Linked DNA regions of Homo sapiens: all the other regions are linked to region 1. A link is a loop called in an ENCODE intact Hi-C map of the cell type or tissue named here. Cell type or tissue: gastrocnemius medialis. All regions are shown on one strand. Links, peaks and the distances in the headings refer to the core of each region. The heading gives the core; the rest is flanking DNA.

Region 1 (6,480 bases), core at 954-5,953:
AGAATCCCCTCCTGTGTATGAAACTTGGCTCTCAATCAATCTAGGAAGGATATGCAACAGCATGGGATTTCGATTTAGAGGCATATGGATGGGTTAAATGCCTCTCACCGGAGTCCATCTTAGCCACTGCGCAGGACACATGATGTGATCGTGCTTCCTTTTGTGGTTTCCTACAAAATTGTGCTTTTCTTAAGGACAAAAATTGTGCCTCATTCATGTCTGTATCCCTAGCACCTAGCACAGTGCTTGTCTTCTCTTAAACAGCAGAAAGTGGCTGGTTGCATTGAGCTGAATGAACGTGTGTGTGTGTATGTGTGCACACACATGCGTGTGTACACACAGAAAGCCTCCTGGAGACCGGGTGCGGTGGCTCACACCTGTAATCCCAGCACTTTGGGAGGCCGAGGCAGATCACCTGAGGTCAGGAGTTCAAGACCAGCCTGGCCAATATGGCAAAACCCTGTCTCTACTAAAAATACAAAAATTAGCTGGGCGTAGTGGCACACGCCTGTAACCCCAGCTACTCAGGAGGTTGAGGCAGGAGAATTGCTTGAACACTAGAGGCAGAGGTTGCGGTGAGCCGAGATTGCACCACTTCACTCCAGCCTCAGTGACAGAGGGAGACTCTGTCTCAAAAACAAAAGGAAGCCTCTTGGAGCATATGAATTCTGGGCATCTGAGGCCTCAGTGTTTGTCCAGCTCCAACAGGACTACAGAAAGCCCTCGTTGCTGTAACAAAGTACCATAGACTGGGTGGCTTAGCAACAACAGAAATTTATTGCTCACAGTTCTGGAGGCTGGAATTTCGAGATCAGAGTGTCAGTATGGCCAGGTTCTGGTTGGGGCCCTCCTCCAGGATGCAGACGGCCAACTTCTCATTGTATCCTCGCGTGGTGGAGAGAGGGTGAGAGAACTCTCTGGGGTCCCTTTTATAAGGGCACTAACCCCATTCATGAATGACCTGATTACATCCCAAAGGCCTGCTCCTCACACCATCATATTCAGGGTTAAGATTTCAACATAAGGATTTGGGGGTGACATGAACATTCAGTCCAGCAGCCTCCACCCCACTGGCAGAGGTCTTCTCTCTTCTCTCTGTAACATTCCTGCAGAATGCCCTTGTGACCACAGCTTGCTCCCGCTGCCTCTTTCTGTTACGCATGTGAAAATCCATCTCCCTCTGGGCTAGTATAAATAATAATGGCTACTACTACTACGATCTTTACGATGAGCACCAGATTACGTGCTCTGTCCTGTTCACCCATTATTTCTAACCCGATGACAACCTTCCCTAAGAGATGGCTTCATATTAGCCCAGAACACTGGGGCCCAGCAATGGGAAGCCACTTGCTCAAGGTCACACAGCCAGTGGGATGGCAAGCCAGGATTCCAAGCCAGATCCTTCTCTTATTTATTTATTTTTTTCTCAATCGCCCAGGCTGGAGTGCAGTGGTGTGATCTTGGCTCACTGCAACCTCTACCTCCCAGGTTCAAGTGATTCTCCTGCCTCAGCCTCCTGAGTAGCTGGGATTACAGTTGCCTACCACCATGCCCGGCTAATTTTTGTATTTTTAGTGGAGATGGGGTTTCACCATGTTGGCCAGGCTGGTCTCAAACTCCTGACCTCAAGTGATGCGCTGGCCTCAGCCTCCCAAAGTGCTGGGGTTACAGGCATGGGCCACAGCATAGCTCATTTAATTTACCAGTCACCAAGTAGCTCATTTTAATCAGTTTCCTGATTTGGCAGGAGATGAAACAAAATGGGTACTCTCTTAGACACTGTAGTTGCCCTCCCAATAATTTATCCTAAGATATCATTCCAAATGTACACAGGCGAGGTGCAGTGGCTCACACCTGTAACCCCAACACTTTGGAAGGCCAAGGCAGAAGGATCACTTGAGGCCAGAAGTTCAAGACCAGCCTAGGTAAACTTGTGAGACCCCATCTCTACAAAAATTTTAAAAATTAGCCAAGTGTGAGACTACATACCTGTAGTCTCAGCTACATGAGAGGCTGAGGTAGGGAGACTGCTTGAGCCCAGGAGCTTGAGGCTGCAGTGAGCCATGATGGCGCCATTGCATGTCAGCCTGGGCGACAGAGTGAGACACCATTTCAAAAAAAAAGAAGAAAGAAAGAAAAAGAAAAGAATGTACACAAAGACTTAACCACAAGGCTCTTCCTCTTGACCTCTTTCACAGTAAAAAACAGAAAATCCCTAACCATACAACAAAGTAATAAAGGCTGTGATTGATATTCCCATTTCACTGATGGGAAGATGGTGCAAGAGATGTTAAGCAGCCTAGGAGTGGAACTCAGGTGGTCTGGCATCAGAGTCTGAAGCTCGGCACTATATGCTTTTGGCTTCTAGAAAAGCCTGAAAGGCTGAAAGTAACAGTGGTGCTCTCTCGGTAGTTGGACTATGGGTAGTTTGTATTTTATTGTGTTTAGAGACAGGGTCTTGCTCTATTGCCCAGGCTGGAGTGTGGTGGCATAATCATAGCTCACTGCAGCCTTGACCTACCAGGTTCAAGTGATCCTCCAGGCTCAGCCTCTCAAGTAGCTAGGACCATAGGTGTGCACCACCATGCCCAGCTAATTTTTTTGTGTTTTGTAGAGCTGAGGTCTCCCTATATTGCCCAATCTGGTCTCAAACATCTGGGCTCAAGCAATCCTCCCGCTTCGGCCTCCCAAAATCCTGGGATCACAGGTGTGAACCATCACGCCCAGCTGGTAGTTTTTATTTGTTTCCTTTTGGCCTATGCATACTCTGAATTTTCTACTGAGATCATCCATTGTTAGTATACTTTGCCTAAAAAGAAAAAGAAATACTATGTATTTAAATCAGTCAGTCAACCAACAACCAACCAATCCATCAGCTGCGCTATTTTTGCATGTCTTCTGTTGTAAATGAGCCACCTCCAGTCACAGCCAAAGTCACTGTTCCCAGTCATTGCAGCCAGAGGGGCCTTGCCCTGTGGTGTCAGCCAGGGCGTGCATCTCAGTCTGCCTCTGCTGACAGCTCCATGTAGGGCTTGTGAAATCAAGGCAGATTGCATAAGAGCGTCCCCTGGGGCCCTGGAGCTGTTTGTCACCCCTGAGTTATTTTTATTGGTTGTAAACTGAGCTCTCCTTTTTGGAAGCTTCCTGGGACTGTAGAGTATCCCAGCCTCTGCAGAGAGAGGACAATGTTGGCCAGGGCTGAGAGGGCCTTGGCCTGGAACTTTGCAGGGGCCTTTTTGCCCAGGGTCAGAAAAGGAGGGCCTGTCGCAGTGCCTCACGCCTGTAAACCCAACACTCTGGGAGGCTGAGTGGATCACCTGAGGTCGGGAGTTCAAGACCAACCTGGCCAACATGGTGAAACCTTGTCTCTACTGAAAATACAAAAATTAGCTAGGGGTGGTGGCGGGCACCTGTAATCCCAGCTACTCAGGAGGTTGAGGCAGGAGAAACGCTTGAACCTGGAAGGCAGAGGTTGCAGTGAGCTGAGATCGCACCACTGCACTCCAGCCTGGGCGACAGAGCAAGACCCTGTCTCAAAATACAAAAATAAAAATTAAAAAAAAAAAAGAAAGAAAAAAGAAAAGGGAGTCAAAAAGAGTTCAACCCCTGGCCTTGCATCCTGGGTGTTTACCCCACTTGCCTGGTGGAGAACATGATGATGCTGATGATGATGATACAAATAACACAGCCAATCTCACTTTGCACATTCATGTGGACTGTAAGAATGACCGTGCAAACTGAAAGTGTACAAAAAGATCTCAATCACCAACAGGATAAAATAAGATTATTCTGTGACCTTTAACAATCTTCTGTCAAAACACTAAAACTCTCTTACTGTTGGCTATAAATGTTTAAGGAAATGAAAAACTAGGTAAAACTAACATCTCTTTCTTATACTTCAATTTAGAACATTAGAAACATTGAAAATATAACTGTAGGCTGGGAGCAGTGGCTCACGCCTGTAATCCCAACACTTTGGGAGGCCAAGGAGGGAGGATCACTTGAGCTCAGGAGTTTGAGACCAGCCTGGGCAGCATAGTGAAACCCTGTCTCTATAAAAACTAGCCAGGCATGGTGGTGCATGCCTGTAGTCCCAGCTACCAAGGAGGCTGAAGTGGGAGGACCACTTGAGCCCAGGAGGTTGAGGCTGCAGTCAGCTGTGATTGTGCCACTATACTCCAGCATAGGCGACAGGAGTGAGACCCTAAGAAAAAATATGTGTGTGTGTGTGTGTTGTATTTCTTTGTGTAAAAACTATCAAGAATAGCCTGAACCATGCTTGCCAGCTTCTTGTTTAACTAATGATACAGAGGGAGCATCTTGTTCTATGCCTTGGCGAATTGTCATATTTCTTTCTAAGATTGGATCAGTTTCCAAAATTGTATCCTTTGAACTTTCAGTGTTGTGAAATGTCCGCAGGAGTTCCTGCCAGCCTCACTTCCTCTGGATGGACTTCGTCCTTTTCCTCACAGTGACTTCCCTCATCTATTTCTTCTATAACCCTGGGATGGTGAATTTTATGTGTGAACTTGGGCAGGGCCATGGTATGCAGATCATTGGTGAAACATTATTCCAGATGTTTCCTGTGAAAGTATTTTTTAGATAAGATGAACACTTAAATCAGTAGAGTTTGAGTAAAGCAGATGGTCCTCTATAATGTGGTGGGTCTTATCCAATCAGTTGAAGGTCTTAATAGAAAAAGACTGACCTGCCCCGAAGAAGAAGGAATTCTGCCTCCAGATAACCACAATAGCAATTCTTCCTTGGCCCGGGTCCCCAATCTGCCAGCCTACCTTGCAGATTTTGGGCTTGCCAACCTCTGCAATGTGTGAGCCAATCAGTATATCTATCTATGGGTTTTATTTTGTTTTGTTTTGTTTTGGTTTGGTTTGGTTTTGAAATGGAGTCTCACTCTATCATCCAAGCTGGAGTGCAGTGGCATGATCTCAGTTCACTGCAACCTCTGCCTCCCGGGTTCACACAATTCTCCTGCCTGAGGTTCCCAACTAGCTAGGATTACAGGTGCCCGCTACCACGCCCAGCTAATTTTTGTATTTTTAGTAGAGACGAGGTTTCACCATGTTGGCCAGGCTGGTCTGGAACTCCTGACCTCAAGTGATCTGCCCACCTCGGCCTCCCAAAGTGCTGGGATTATAGGCGTGAGCCACCGCGCCCAGCCCGCACTTTCATCTTTGTTGGCTAATTCCTTCTTTTTACTATCCATTTATGTAAAATGTCAAGTGAGTTATCACCCAGAGAGAAGGAGGCAACACAGCTGCACGCTTAGCTGTGTGTGAACTGAATAACGACGTGCGGTGACCAGACACCAACAGGCTTTGAAAGAAGTGACGTGATTTTTGCTGATCATGATACGTGTCTATGCGTCTGTTATTTACATAGTGATTTGTGGACTGACCAGCTAACAGCAAAGTTTGCACTTGATGCAATTATTCACACTCGATATACTGTGGAAAATGAAATCTGAACCACGTTTTGGGGGACTCCTGTTATTTCTTAAACATCGTAACTGAAATTCATGCATATCCATACCAGGCAAAACCAAGGAATGCTGTAACTGTAAGTAATACCTAACATCTCAGGCCCCTGACTTTGTGCCAAGCATAAACCCAGATCCAAATCAAATCCTAATCCTAAACCTAACTTTAGGATCCACAGTTGTTGTTGTTGTTGTTGTTTTGTTGGAGTGCAGTGGCATGATCTTGGCTCACTGCAACCTCCGCCTCCCAAGTTCAAGTGAGTCTCCTGCCTCAGCCTCTCAAATAGCTGGGATCACAGGCGTGTGCCAACATGCCCAGTTAATTTTTATATTTTTAGTAGAGACAGTGTTTTGCCATGTTGGCCAGGCTGGTTCAAACTCCTGGACTCAAGTGATCCACCCACCTTGGCTTCCCAAAGTGCTGGGATTACAGGCGTGAGCCACTGCGTGCAGTAGGGATCGACCAATATTAAGTCATCTATAAATGTCACATGCTTAAAGCTGATCAGATGTGAGGCTAGAACTTCTGAATCAGCTCCTTGCTCACTCCTGGTGACTTTGCTTTCTGGCATGGGTTACCTGCCAGGGATTCATAGTTCAAGGATTTTATGTTTCATCCATTCTGACTTCTATATGATCTCTCAAACCCTCAAGGCTTGGAGTTTGCAGTACCTCTGCCTCCTGGTGAACTCTCCTCCATCCTTGATTGGAAACCCAGACATGACCATTCAGAGCCTTTCAGAGCCTCAGTTTCCCCTCTGTAAAATGGAGGATCAAGTCTTACCTCGTAAGGATCAAATGAGATAATAATACCTATAAAGTTCTTCATAACTGGCACATGGCAAGTACCCAACACATGTTAACTATAATCATTACTACCAAGCAGACGTTTCAATAATCACACAGAATAAGAATGGTTCACACTTCTGCTTTCCCAATAGACTGGGAGCTACTTAAAGAAAATGAACTTTTCAGTCTCTGGC
Region 2 (6,480 bases), core at 963-5,962, 130 kb before region 1:
GGTAACTATTTTGCATATGCATTAGTGTTAAAGAAGGCAAAACAAAGATTGGTTAATATCAGTTCACTTTCTTTTCTAAATGAGAATGGAGGGGGAGTAAAAGTTAAATAAATGTCCATTACCAACGGGAATGGAGGAAACAGGAGGAGGCCACGTGCTGACCAGAAAATGGGGAGGGGTCTGATGGAGGCTGAGGTTCCCACAGTTCTGCAGATGGAGGCTGAGCCCGAGGGAAACCCCTCAGCCCCTATCAGCCCCCAGGTCCTTGAGGCCTGGGAAAACCAGAGGGACAACTGAGATAGATCTGTCTTAGGAGCAGAAGGTTCAGAGGCCCAGACCCTATAAATGTGGGTCATGCCCCAAAGAAGACACTGCAGCTCATGGCCAACTTGATGCATGGGGCCAGATCTTCCCTGGACAGACAAACTGGCCTTTTGTGGCCGAGAGAGCTGTTCCCGGGGATTGCCATCTTGGAAGGCCATTGTGGTCTGCTCAGGAACCCTTGAAATCGAAAGCCCTGCGCTCTCCTTGTCACAGCCGTCGCACATAAATACCACCAGGGGGGATTTCCCATGGAATTTTTTGCAACCACTCAAATGTTTCATTTCCCATTGTTTGCCAGTCCCTCTCAGAGCCTCAACTGTCAAAGCAGCAGCAAACACAGGCTGCTTTTCCCCCAGGATCCCATGGCGCTCGCTCTTGCGTCCCCTCCATGTTGGGAAGCTGGCATTGGCAGGATATCATCAGCTCAGGCCCGGGAATAAGGTCTGTTAGTCAACTAGTGAAGCAAGTCAGCGAAGGGAATACCCGGCCCTGCCCAGCCCATGCTTGCTGGGGAGGCACAGTTCTGTGCAGTCACCCTCGTTATAATTATCATCATGGTGACGAATAATTGCATTTATACAAAGAAATTCCTTCCACACATCTGAAGCACTTGACCAAAAAATACACAATGCAGCATTAATGTTTCACTTTTAGAATATGAACTTGGCCGGGTGCAGTGGCTCACCCGGGTGCAGTGATTAAATGCCTGTAATCCCAGCACTTTGGGAGGCTGAAGTGGGCAGATCACTTGAAGCCAGGAGTTCGAGACCAGTCTGGCCAACATGGCGAAAGCCCGTCCCTACTAAAAATACAAAAATTAGCCCGGGTGTGCTGGCTCTTGCCCAGCTACTTGGGAGGCTGAGGCATGAGTGAGAATCACTTGAACCCCAGAGGCAGAGGTTGCAGTGAGCCAAGATCGTGCCACTGCACTCCAGCCTGGGCGACAGAATGAGACTCTGTCTCAAAAAAAAATAAATAAATAAACTTGAATCACTTTTTTTCTTGACCCCAGGAGCTTTAATGGAATTCCAAGTTGTAGTCCATACATCAGTGCTGAGAAAAGATGATCCATGTCAACTGATTGATTGACGGATTGAAAAGCATTTGTTTTGAGGCAGGCACCGCACTGTGCATTTTGGGGACCCAAATATGAAAAAGACATAGCTGCCTGTGCATAGGAGCCAAATGGTCTAGAGAGAGGCAGAGATCACAAAGCAACATGGGATGCCAGAGTGACTGGGAGTTTATTTGGGGGATATTGATCTGAAGGGTGAATAGGAGTCTCCAGGCAGGCACATGGGTGGCCCATCACCAGTTCACGTGATCTGAGTACATGTAGGATAAATGACCCCAGGCAAGGCTGGGTGGATGTGGCACAGCCTGACCCTGTGGAGATGAGGAATAGTACGATATCCGTTAAATATCCATTCACTAGGGCCCATCCACTGCACCACAGATGTTGCCCTAGAATGGAGTTTAGCCATGTAGTCATTCATTCATTCATCCATTAAAGCCACAGATATTTACCGAGCACTCACGATGTGCCAAGGAAGACTAGGTGCTGGGGAGGCAGAGGTGATCAAGATCAATCTGGTATCTTTCCTTTTGGAGCTTCCATACTGGTGGAGCAGAGGGCCATTAAACAAATACACGTGTCAAATAATAAAGAAATATATAGTACAGGCTGGGCACGGTGGCTCAAGCCTGTAATCCCAGCACTTTGGGAGGCTGAGGTGGGTGGATCAGTTGAGGTCAGGAGTTCGAGACCAGCCTGGCCAACACGGTGAAAACCTGTCTCTACTAAAATTACAAAAATTAGCCAGGCATGGTGGTACGTGCCTGTAATCCCAGCTACTTGAGAGGCTGAGGCAGGAGAATTGCTTGAACCCAGGAGGTGGAGGTTGCAGTGAGCCAAGATCGTGCCACTGTACTCCATCCTGGGCAATAGAGCAAGACTCCATCTCAAAAAAAAAAAAAAAAAAAGGAACTATACAATACAATAAAAGACAACCTAATACACATAAAAGCATCTGCCTGCCCCTCAGTTTCTGAGCTCCCACTTGACACCAAGTGTTGTGGGGGTACAAATTTGGGTCAACATTTTGTGTAGCAGAACTCTGGGGACCAACCAGAACTCCTGAAAACAGGATGCCACTCAGCAGTGACAGCCTCACTTTCCCATTTACTGGGCTTTTTTTTTTTTTTTTTTTTTTTTTTAACATCTCTGGACACCTTGGATCCTGCCAGCAAGCCTCGGGAGGCAGTTTAGGAGTTATTTTCTTTACTTCTCAGGGGAGGAATCCGAGGCTTGGAGAGGAGGAGGGATTGACCGGCCTGGGGTCACACAGCTAGAAAGGCCAAGATTGCTATGCCGTTTTTTTTTTTTTTTTTTTTTTTTTACAAAGAAAGAACAGCGGAGCAAGGTGGCCATTTTATTTTCTCAAAGCCACACTACCTGCTGCTACACAGGACATAAAAGTGCAAAATTCCACCAGGAAGGGAAACAAAACAGTCTTGAGACAGCCATGTCTCAGAGGTGAAGATTGGAGGAGATTTTAATATAGGGTGTGAATTCCAATTCACATCTCTTCCAACGGGACCTCTTTCCGAAGTCCCGGGAACTAACATTCATCAACACCTCTGACATCCCAGAGGATCGCAACATTCCTGCCAAGGGTTATTACTCCCATTTCCCAGATGAAGAGATTGAGTCCCTGCAGCACGCAATTAGACAGTAGCAGAACCAGAATTTGAACTCTGATCCACCCCGATTCTGGGACCTGTGGAGCTCCAGGTACCGAGAGCTGGCTCTCGCCTGGGGCCTTGGAGTCTGGGTAGCTGGATGCTGGGAGAGGCTGCGGAGGTAAGGGCCCAGGGGCTGAGGTTGCAGCGGCTGCCCGGGAATGCGGCCCTTGCACGCCCACTTTTTAACACAGTGCCATCCCTGACAGACACCCTTGTCCTTTTCCTGTGCTGCCCTTCGTAACACCATAAATAAAGCCTTAGAGTAACGTGACCTGAGCCAGGCAGTAAATGATGGCACTGTCAGTTGTACACGACTGTTGAAACAAACACAGACTGTAATCATCGTGCTGTACGGGGAGAAAGACATTTGGCAAATGAGATTCCATTTTCACATTGGTTTGTGCTGAGCATATAAATTTCCTGCGGGCCGGCCAGCATTGGGGATGTGTAATTGATTGCCTGCATTATAATAAACAAGCTGTGACAGGTGATCATTCATCATATTCCGCTGAACGTTCCAGCACACCAGAAAACGGAGGAAGAGAGGGAACGCGCGAGCAAGGGGAGAGGAGAGGAGGAACCTGGGGGAGGGGAGGGGGTCGGAAAGACCGAGTATTCCCGACAGACAGAAAAACCAGGGGAGGGGCGGGGGAGGGAATCCGCTGAGCGGGCGGGGGAAAGTGAAAGCAATTACTATAATTCTTTTGATTATCTAATTTGTTCTTTCTGGCCTTCGTTATATGACCCTCCCCCCCTCCCCCCACTCCAACATAGAAGGTCCCCCACGGGGACTTGGGAAGGCACAGAGAACGCTCCCTCCACGATCGAGGGAAGGAAGGGGGGAGGCAGGTGGGGGAGGGGCCGCGTCTAGTTGTAACCGGAGTAGATACATTCGGGAAAACCTGGGGGGAGAAGGAGGAGGAGGAGGGGAGGAGCGTGTGCAGGACTTAGCTTTGCTCTTGCACTGAGATGCCTCCAGTCGGATGGATAGGAACCAGCCTCTTTAAATACATTTTTTTAAAGGGTGTCTGAAAAACAAGTGAAAAGTTCCTTTTATTGGAGAAAAAGGACAGCATCCAAGTTGGCATCAGATGTGGTTCCACAAGCCTGTCATATGGTGCTCTCATTCCTCCCCCTCGCTCCCTCCGCCCCGCCCCAGCTCCCACCTCCCCACCCCCACTGCAGCCCCAGCCTCTCTGTCTCTCTCTCTGTGCCCTTGGCCCGGGGCTGGGGGTCGAACAGCAACTGCTGGGAAGCACCCTCCTCTCCAGGAGCTCCCACCTAGACAGACAGAAGGCGGAGGTACACTGGCATATGAAGGACAGAAAGACAAATGCAGAGCTCTCGAGCCAGCACACGCATTAAATAAGTACTTACATTATGCAAAAGCCAAGGGCCTCAACAAGGGGGTGAATGAAGAAGGGGGACAAGGAGGGCTGCGTCCCAGACTAGTTTCCCCAGCTCTCACCCTGCCAATTTCCAGCCCCCGCCTCCCTATCCCGCAAGCGTCCTCCCATTCCCTCCCTGGTACCAAGCGCTTAGAGCAGGTGGGAGCCTCGGACCCAGAAGGCTGGGAGCTGAGGAGGCGTGGCTTGCGCTAACATCGGGGGCGGGGCCTGGCTGGGGCTTAGTCGGGGCGGGGCCCACGCCGGAGGGGGCGGGGCGAGCACAGAAGAAAGAGCGTTAGGGGCTCCTTTGCCACTCGTTGCACGCTGCTTCCCAGAGTCTTCTGCTATTTCATCGTAGCCTTAACAACTGGAATCTGTCGCCTTCGAGATGTTCCTAAAGTCACTGCTTTGGGAGAATCTGTTCAAGGGACCTGCTTTCCAAAAGCAATGACATCAGCCCAGCAACGTGATCTGTGTTGTCCTTGAAGGATTAACAACTCATTTGGGTCTCCCAAGAGCCCTAGGAGGTAGCCAGGGCAGGTGCTGTTGTCCCCGTCTCACAACGACCTATGAAGTGCATGTTGGGGCCTTGATTTTACAGGGGAAGGAACACAGGCACAAAGAAACGAAGTTACTCTCTCGGGATCTGGCAATGAAAAAGTCAAAATTTGAAGCCAGGGGTCTTCTGACCTGTTCTTCAGCATCCCTATGAGAACATATACTTTCTCCCTCCAACACTCTCCTCCCATCCATAAGTGCATACAGGTGCTGAATAGGAGGGGCAGAGTTGAGTCTATATTGAATGATTGTGCATCCAGATCCTCACTAAGCCCTCTTGGTTTTGCCTGACACACGTGGCTCACTGTGTGCCCCCTGGTCCAGGCCACCTGCATCTTCCTCCTGGACCACTGTCCCCGCCTCATCACTGGCCTTCCTCTTAATGCTGTTCTCACTCCCATCCACTACCCACCAGCAGCCATGATGATCAATGATGGTCACCATCCATACCCTGTATCAACTGTCTCTCTAGCGCCATCTTTTTTTTTTTTTTTTTTTTTTTTTTAAAGACATGGTCTCCCTCTGTTGCCCAGGCTGGAGTGCAGCAGTGTGATCGTAGCTCACTGCAGCCTTGAATTCCTGGACACAAGCAATCCTCCTGCCTCAGCTTCTTGAGTAGCTGGGACCACAGGTGCTTGCCCCCATGCCCAGCTAATTTTTATTTTTATTTCTGTAGAGATCAAATCTCATCATGTTGCCCAGACTAGTCTTGAACTCCTGGCCTCAAGCTTCCCCAGTTGCTGGGGATTACAGGTGTGAGCTGCCACACCTCTTGCCTTAGCTTCCCCAGTTGCTGGGATTACAGGTGTGAGCTGCCACCATCTTTTTTTTTTTTTTATTTGTTTGTTTTGTTTTGTTTTTTGGAGGCAGAGTCTCATTCTGTCATCCAGGATGGAGTGCAGTGGCATGATCTTGGCTCACTGTAACCTCTGTCTCCCAGGTTCAAGTGATTCTCCTGCCTCAGCCTCCCGAGTAGCTGGGATTACAGGTGCCTGCCACCACGCCTGGCTAATTTTTGTATTTTTAGTAGAGACAGGGTTTCACCATGTTGGCCAAGCTGGTCTTGAACTCCTGACCTCAGGTGATCCACCCACCTTGGCCTCCCAGACTGCTGGGATTACAGGGGTGAGCCACCATGCCTGGCCAGGTCCAGAAGTTTTCCATCACCCCAAACAGAATCTCGGTACCCATTAGCAGTCACTTCCCATTCTTCCCTCCCGTTGGCCCCTGGCAGCTGCCAATCTGCTCTCTGTCTCTATGGATTGCCTGTTCTGGATATTTCATGTAAGTGGAATCCTACGATATATAATCTTTGTGTCTGCTTCTCCCACTCAGCATCATGTGTTCAAGGCTCATCCATGCTGTAGCGCATGCCAGTGCTTCCTTTCTTCTTATGGCTCAGTGCTGTTCCATTGCCTGGATGGACCACATTTTGTTGATCCATTCACTGGCTAGGGGTCATTTG
Region 3 (6,480 bases), core at 1,044-6,043, 86 kb after region 1:
AGAGTTACTGAGTGTGTGGAAACATATACATTGAGTGAATTCACCTTTTTTTTTTTTTTTTTTTTTTGAGATGGGGGATGGCTTTAGCTCTGTTGCCCAGGCTGGAGTGCAGTGGCACAATCTCGGCTCCCTGTAACCTCCACCTGCCAGGTTCAAGCGATCTTCCCACCTCAACCTCCCAAGTAGCTGGGACTACAGGCACGCACCACCACGCCCAGATAATTTTTGTATTTTTTGTAGAGACGGGGTTTTGCTGTGTTGCTCAGGCTGGTCTCAAATTTCTGAGCTCAAGTGACTCACCTACCTTGGCCTCCCAAAGTGCTAGAATTACAGGTGTGAGCCACCATGCTTGGTTTAATCGTATTTTTTAATACAGTCTGAATCCATAGTTTTAAGCAAAATGTAGATCTTATTTATATGTAATTTTCCTCTTGAAATCATATAAGATACTCCCCTAAATAAAACAAATCAAAAACCCTGTGACTACTGTTTTTCCTCCTTGAATTTCCAGTGTTATTACTATAGGGATTTTTTTTTTCCAGATAAGTCCCTAGTACCACTTTATCCATGAGGCCTCAGTCTGAGGTGGAGCTTTAAAAACAATCTAGAACTAAAATCAATTTTACCATTTTATAATTTGCTCAGTAAGATGGGGGGGAAAAGTATATGATTTTCAAGTACTTTCTACATTCTTGACTAAAAACGGCAGTTTTTTTTTTTTTTTTCTTTAAGCAAATGCAATTCTCTGGGTACTTACTGTAAGAGGATTTTAGTCATTGGAGACATTTAAAAAAAGATCTCAAGCGAGAATTTTTCTTCACATTTTTTTCAAAGGGATATTTACCCTGGAAAATGCTACATTTAGAAAAATTGTGCCTTAGATGACAACAAGCCCACTGATTTGAGGTTGGGGGGAGGAGAGTGGGGTGGAGGAGGTTGGAGGCTGTGTGAAGAGAGTTCTATTTACCCATGAGCCAAGCATGATTTTGGAGTTCATTTTCATTCATTTATTTTCATTTATTCATTCATTCATTCAATCAATCAACAAACACATATTGAGGGTCTGCCATAGGCAGAGTACTGTGCTAAGCAACAGAATTATAGCCATGAACAAAACACTGTCTTCAACTTCCCAACCCCTCTCAACCTGGTACTGCCAGAGAATGACACCCTAACGTGTAAAGATGGTAGTTCTCAATGGGGGAGACAACACTGCCCGCCAGGGGACTTGGACAATGTCAGGAAACATTTTTTGGTTGTCACAACTTGGGGATGGTGCTGCTGGCATTTAGTTGGTAGAGGCCAGGGGTGCTGCCAAACATCCTACAATGCACAGGACAGCCCCCGCAATAAAGATTTCTCCAGCCCAAAAGTCAGTAGTAAGGACCCTGCCCGGGCCAGGCGCAGAGACTCACACCTGTAATCCCATCACTTTGGGTGGCTGAGGCAGGAGGATCGCTTGAGTCCAGGAGTTCAAGACCAGCCTGGGCAACATAGCAAGACCCCATCTCTACCAAAAATTAAAAAATAAAAAATTAGCCATGCATGGTTAGGTTCACCGGTAGTCCCAGCTACTTGGGAGTTTGAGATGGGAGGATTTCTTGAGCCCAGGAGTTGGAAGTCGTAGGGAGCTATGATCACACCACTGCACTCCAGCTCCAGCCTGGGGGACAGAGTAAGACTTTGTCTCTAAAAGAATAAAAATTAAAACAAACAAACAAAACCACCTACCCTAAGGCATGTAAGATATGTAATGAATTAACTTCTAGCCAATGGCTCTAGTTAGGCACCATCCTTAGGTGAACAGAGAGAGTAGTGGCTCAATTCATTTTCAGTCAGGCTTTATTTTATCATGGAACTCTGATTGAGAAAGGTTGGTACCGTGGCTACTCAGAGCGTGGTCCATGGACCGGCAGCATCAGCATCCCCTGGGAACTTGTTAGAAATGCAGAGTTGGCCAGGCATGGTGGCTCACGCCTATAATCCCAGCACTTTGGGAGGTCGAGGCGGGTGGATCATTTGAGGTCAGGAGTTCGAGACCAGCCTGGCCAACATGATGAAACCCCATCTCTACTAAAAATACAAAAATTAGCCGGGTGTGGTGGTGGGCACCTATAGTCCCAGCTACTGGGGAGGCTGAGGCAAGAGAATCACTTGAGCATGGGAGGCAGAGGTTGCTGAGCCAAGATTGCACCACTGCACTCCAGCCTGGGCAACTGATCGAGACTCTGTCTAAAAAAAAAAGAAGATGCTTTGTGTCTGGAGTTCAGCGAGCGAAGAGTGATCAGAACTGAGAATGGTGAGGCCAGCAGGACATGAGGGACTTTATTCTAGGAACAAGTGGGAACGGTTCTGCTGGGCTTGATCCCCAGCCCCTTATCTGGTGTGGCACAGGCAGGGATGCTATTTGTGACCATGGGACAGGGTGAGGCTGTTCTAAGCAGCTGAGAGAACTGGTCAGACCAGGGTCGGAATCCCATGAATGGTAATTGTCCCAGGTGACCCAAGTCTGCTGTGAGACAGAGCAAGAACAATGCTGATGGGGCCACATGGCTCCCCCACCCCTCTGACTTAAGGCTACAGAGTCATTATGTCAATATATTTTTGTACAGATTTTGTAGTTTATGACACATTCTGGCAACGTTTAGATGCAATTTCAATGAGCCAGAATGTAGTACTGTAAACCCAAAACTGGATATCCCTTAAAGCTGTTAGAATCTGGCAGGAGACCTGCTCCCAATTACAAGCACAGTTTCCAACTTCACTATTCCCATCCTCAAAGCACTGAAAACAAAATCCATTTTTAATGAGGGACTACCAAACACTTTGCATTCTATTAATGTCCCCTTTGGGCTTCCAAGCACCAGCATACCTTACACACAAGGACTGACCCCTCCTAACTGATTATCAGGGCAAGGGAGCTTCTGCAGGTTTCCCTCGCCAGCACAAATATGACGACTGAATGAATGGGCATTAAGTCATTCTGTTGTCATCTTCTTCAATGTCTATCAGCACATGGATGGCCTATGGGGCCGGGTGGGGATTCAGGTTCAAAAGAAGTCATTTGCTCACACAGACAGTATACATTCAGCTGCCTGTCTCCCTAGCATACGACTCATCTTACAAACCATCCATTATCCACTCGGCAACTGGCAAATGTGAACTTGGCCAATGTCGAAGCAGAACGATGAGATTCAAGTTAGAAGAAGTGGGAGAAAGTGGGAAAGTACAAAGAGGAACCAGACGGTTTTCCAACCTGTAAGAACATGTTGTATTTACCAGGCCCAGTACAAAAGCCAAACTCTGTTCCTGTTGTTTGTCTTCTGCTCGGGGGCCTGGGTTATGTTTGGTGCAAATAGGACAGTGCACCCCCTCACTTCCATCTGATGATTGGCGTATTGTTTAGAGACGATGAGGGGTAATCTTGTGCTCTGGAGGAAGTTGGCAAGAAAGTTTAATTCTATAAAAAGAAACGCGCGGTCAGGATTCGGTTTCCTATTCTGAGTCAAGGCAGAGAAGAGAGTCAGAAATTCCAACCCAGAGGGTCAGGACGGGCTCCAGGACCTCTTGAATCACATCTGAAACATGTTCCCCCTGCTCCTTTCTCCTCCCTGTTCTTACAACTGGCCAACTGGGATTATACAACTTGCACTAATTTTATCCCACATGCGGCTGTTTCTTATTAGGAGCCTGTACCTTTTTTTTTTTTTTCCCCTGTGCCGTGTCATCTCTCTTCAATCAGGTGAGTAACTCCACTTCTTAACAGGGAGATTCTGTTCATTTTCTTGGCTGGACTCAAGAAATGTGCACTTAACTTTTTCTTAAAGTGTGAACGTTCATGTTTTTAACCCCGTCATCTGCCTTTCTCTCGCCTAAGTCTTGCTTTCCCCATTCTGAAAAGCTCTACTCAACCAGCAACCAACGGAAAAGTGAACATTGGGTGTCAATCAACAGAATGATTTTGGTCGCCCAATACCCAACAACTGTTTCTAGAGGGTTTTGTTTTCTCCCCCACCAAACTGGTGCTTTTTTTTTTTTTTAACTGAATTCACCAGATGTTTTGGCAGTGGATAAAACCTGGCTTTCCTGTCTTCCAAGTGGATGAAATTGGATCCAAATCACAGCACGTTGCCTCCGCTTCACCAACCAAGTACTTAATGGTTGTTGAGAATAATGCAAAGATTGAGATCAATTTTTCTTTAGGCGTCGGGACTATCGGATCCAGGTGTTAGCATTTTCTGGCCTTCCGGGCCTTGCAGTGTTTCTAGGGAAACCCCAGATCCATGAGTACGAGTGGGTTTCCCTACTGTTACCTTTCTTCATCATTTCGATTTTTCTGGCTGTGTTTCAGAAACTGCAAAACCGCACCCCGAAACCCCTCTGTGGAGGGTGAAATGCAACAGTGGCACACGCACGATTCAATCACGTCTGGAGGAAAACTGCTATGCAATTCCTATTCCGTCTTTGCAACTCCAGGCCTCCCCGAGCCAGAGGGAGAAGCGGGACTCCTTCGTCGGCCTCCAGTCCCTCTCTCCCCCATGCCCTGTTTGGCTTAGCACAAGCCTGAGCGTGCCATGCCACCTCGCCAGACCTTGCCAAAATCCGTGAATGGCACAGAACGCACATTAAACAGATGGAATGCAACATACATGTAAAGAAATAAGAGCTTTGCCAGGAAAGTTGGCAGCGGCTCCAGAATGCTTTAAACAGTGTGGGGAGGGGGGGTAGGGAGAGGGAGCCCAGAGTCGGCGAGGCTGCCTCCTTCTCCAGAGCTGTTTCTTTTACAGCCATGACCTGTTTTGCCAGTCAAGATAAATACCGTTTTAAATGCCCCCTTTTACTGGCTCCTGGTACCTTGGCAATGCAGTCTGAAATATGACCTGCTCTCATTGGAAAAATGTCCTTTTAAGTGAGTGGAAAGGAGGTACTCCTTCTAACCAGTCAGTAGGAAGGTTGTGGATGGCGGAGCGCTCTGAACACAGACACACTCGGGAAGTAGATGGAACCGCCATGGAGTCAGTACTGCTCGTTTATAAGCCACTGCCTTTAGAAAGTTCGTCGTAGACACAGAGTCACGACTGGGGAGCGCGGAGCTCAATGTCTAGGCTTTTCTGGCACCTTTGGCTTCAGCAGGAACAGTGAAAGGGCAGCCCAGGACGGCTGGCTATTTCACAAGGCACCTCGGAACAGCCACGCCTTTCCTTCAGAAGAAGAAAAAGAACGGTGCTAACCAGGTGCGGCCACAGTTCAACCCACTCAGGCCATTTAGCTTTGCCAGTCCCCACAGTCACAGGACGGTCGGTAAACACGGCAGCCGCTTGCCGCACGCGTGAGAAACTAGATGGATCTACCCGAAAGGTTTGCCATCACAGCAGACGTTCATGAAACAATTTCTGCATGCCAGGTACATACCAGGCATAGCTAATGAATCATCCCCCTATCTCCCGAGGTAGGCAAAGCACTACCCCTGTTTCCCATACGAAGAACCTGAGGCTCAGAGAGGTTGAGTAACTTGTCCAAGATTTCACAGCTATTCAAGGGGAAGCTGGAATTTGAACACAAGTCTGTCTAGTTGGCTGGGTGCAGTGGCTCACGCCTATAATCCCAGCACTTTGGGAGGCCAAGGCAGGCGGATCACTTGAGGTCAGGAGTTCGAGACCAGCCTGGCCAACATGGTAAAACCTCATCTCTACTAAAAATACAAAAACCAGCTGGGTGTGGTGGAGTGCGTCTGTAATCCCAGCTACTTGGGAGGCTGAGAAGGAGAATCGCTTGAATCTGGGAGGCAGGGGTTGCAGTGAGCCAAGGTCGAGCCACTGCACTTCAGCCTGAGCAAGAGAGTGAGATTGTGTCCAGAAAAAAAAAAAAAAAAAAGTCTGTCTACTCTAAATGATTAGATTGTCAGGGCCCCATGCTGGCTTCTACCAAAATGCTCAAGGCACACATGTTACAGAATCATCTTCTTCATCCTTAGAACTGCCCAGTATAATCAAGTGGTTGCATTCTCCATTAAAGATGCTATAGGATGTATCAGTTTCCTGGGGCTTCTGTCACAAATTATCACAAACTAGGTGACTTAAAACAACAGACATTTATTCTCTCACAGCTCTGGAGTCCAGAAGTCTAAAATCAAGGCATCAGCATGGCCGTTCTCCCTCCAAAGGGTCTAGAAGAAGCCTTCCTTGCCTCTTCCAGCTTTGGTGGTTGCTGGCTTCTTTGATTTGTGGCTGCATGTCTCTCAACTTTGCCTCCATGGCCTTCGCCTTTGTGCGTGTCTTCCCCCCTTATAGTCTCTTATAAAGGCATCTCTATTGGATTTAAGGCTGATCTTAATCCAAGATGGTCTCATCTCAAGCTCCTTAATTAATCATACCTGTAAATATCGTTTTCCTTTCCTTTCCTTTTGTTTTAGAGATGGGGTCTTACTCTGTCACCGGGGCTGGAGTGCAGTGGTGCCATCAAGGCTCACTGCAGCCTAAA

Evidence for each region. A loop is a pair of places that touch in the nucleus more often than their neighbours do. Peaks named below come from ENCODE experiments on the same cell type or tissue, not always from the same donor. Only the 100,000 strongest peaks of a DNase experiment are listed, where the experiment ranks them.
Region 2: a loop joins it to region 1, with 2.9 times the contacts of the local background. A loop is called at or near these places in 2 of 110 quality-filtered maps.
Region 3: it touches region 1 in a loop (10-fold over the local background); 3 of 110 quality-filtered maps call a loop at or near these places.

The regions. Positions count from the first base shown.
Region 1 is chr12:116,403,308-116,409,787 of GRCh38, reverse strand. No RefSeq gene overlaps it. Among named protein-coding and RNA genes, the nearest start is that of MIR4472-2, 22 kb to the left of the region's middle. In gastrocnemius medialis, for the core only: a CTCF peak has its summit at 3,016; DNase peaks (open chromatin) are centred at 3,007 and 4,438; H3K27ac peaks cover 1,860 bases.
Region 2 is chr12:116,531,583-116,538,062 of GRCh38, reverse strand. It overlaps LINC00173 (long intergenic non-protein coding RNA 173), which reads right to left and starts at 4,628. Exons shown (of 3, transcript NR_027346.1): 1 at 4,447-4,628; 2 at 1,852-1,943; 3 at 1,550-1,710. RefSeq lists enhancers at 449-678, 2,719-3,253 and silencers at 4,662-4,711, 4,616-4,817. In gastrocnemius medialis, for the core only: no CTCF peak of the experiment used is centred there; DNase peaks (open chromatin) are centred at 3,385, 3,962 and 4,652; H3K4me3 peaks cover 1,985 bases; H3K27ac peaks cover 1,746 bases.
Region 3 is chr12:116,317,090-116,323,569 of GRCh38, reverse strand. No RefSeq gene overlaps it. Among named protein-coding and RNA genes, the nearest start is that of MED13L, 43 kb to the right of the region's middle. In gastrocnemius medialis, for the core only: no CTCF peak of the experiment used is centred there; DNase peaks (open chromatin) are centred at 3,058, 3,549, 4,685 and 5,179; H3K4me3 peaks cover 2,296 bases; H3K27ac peaks cover 3,292 bases.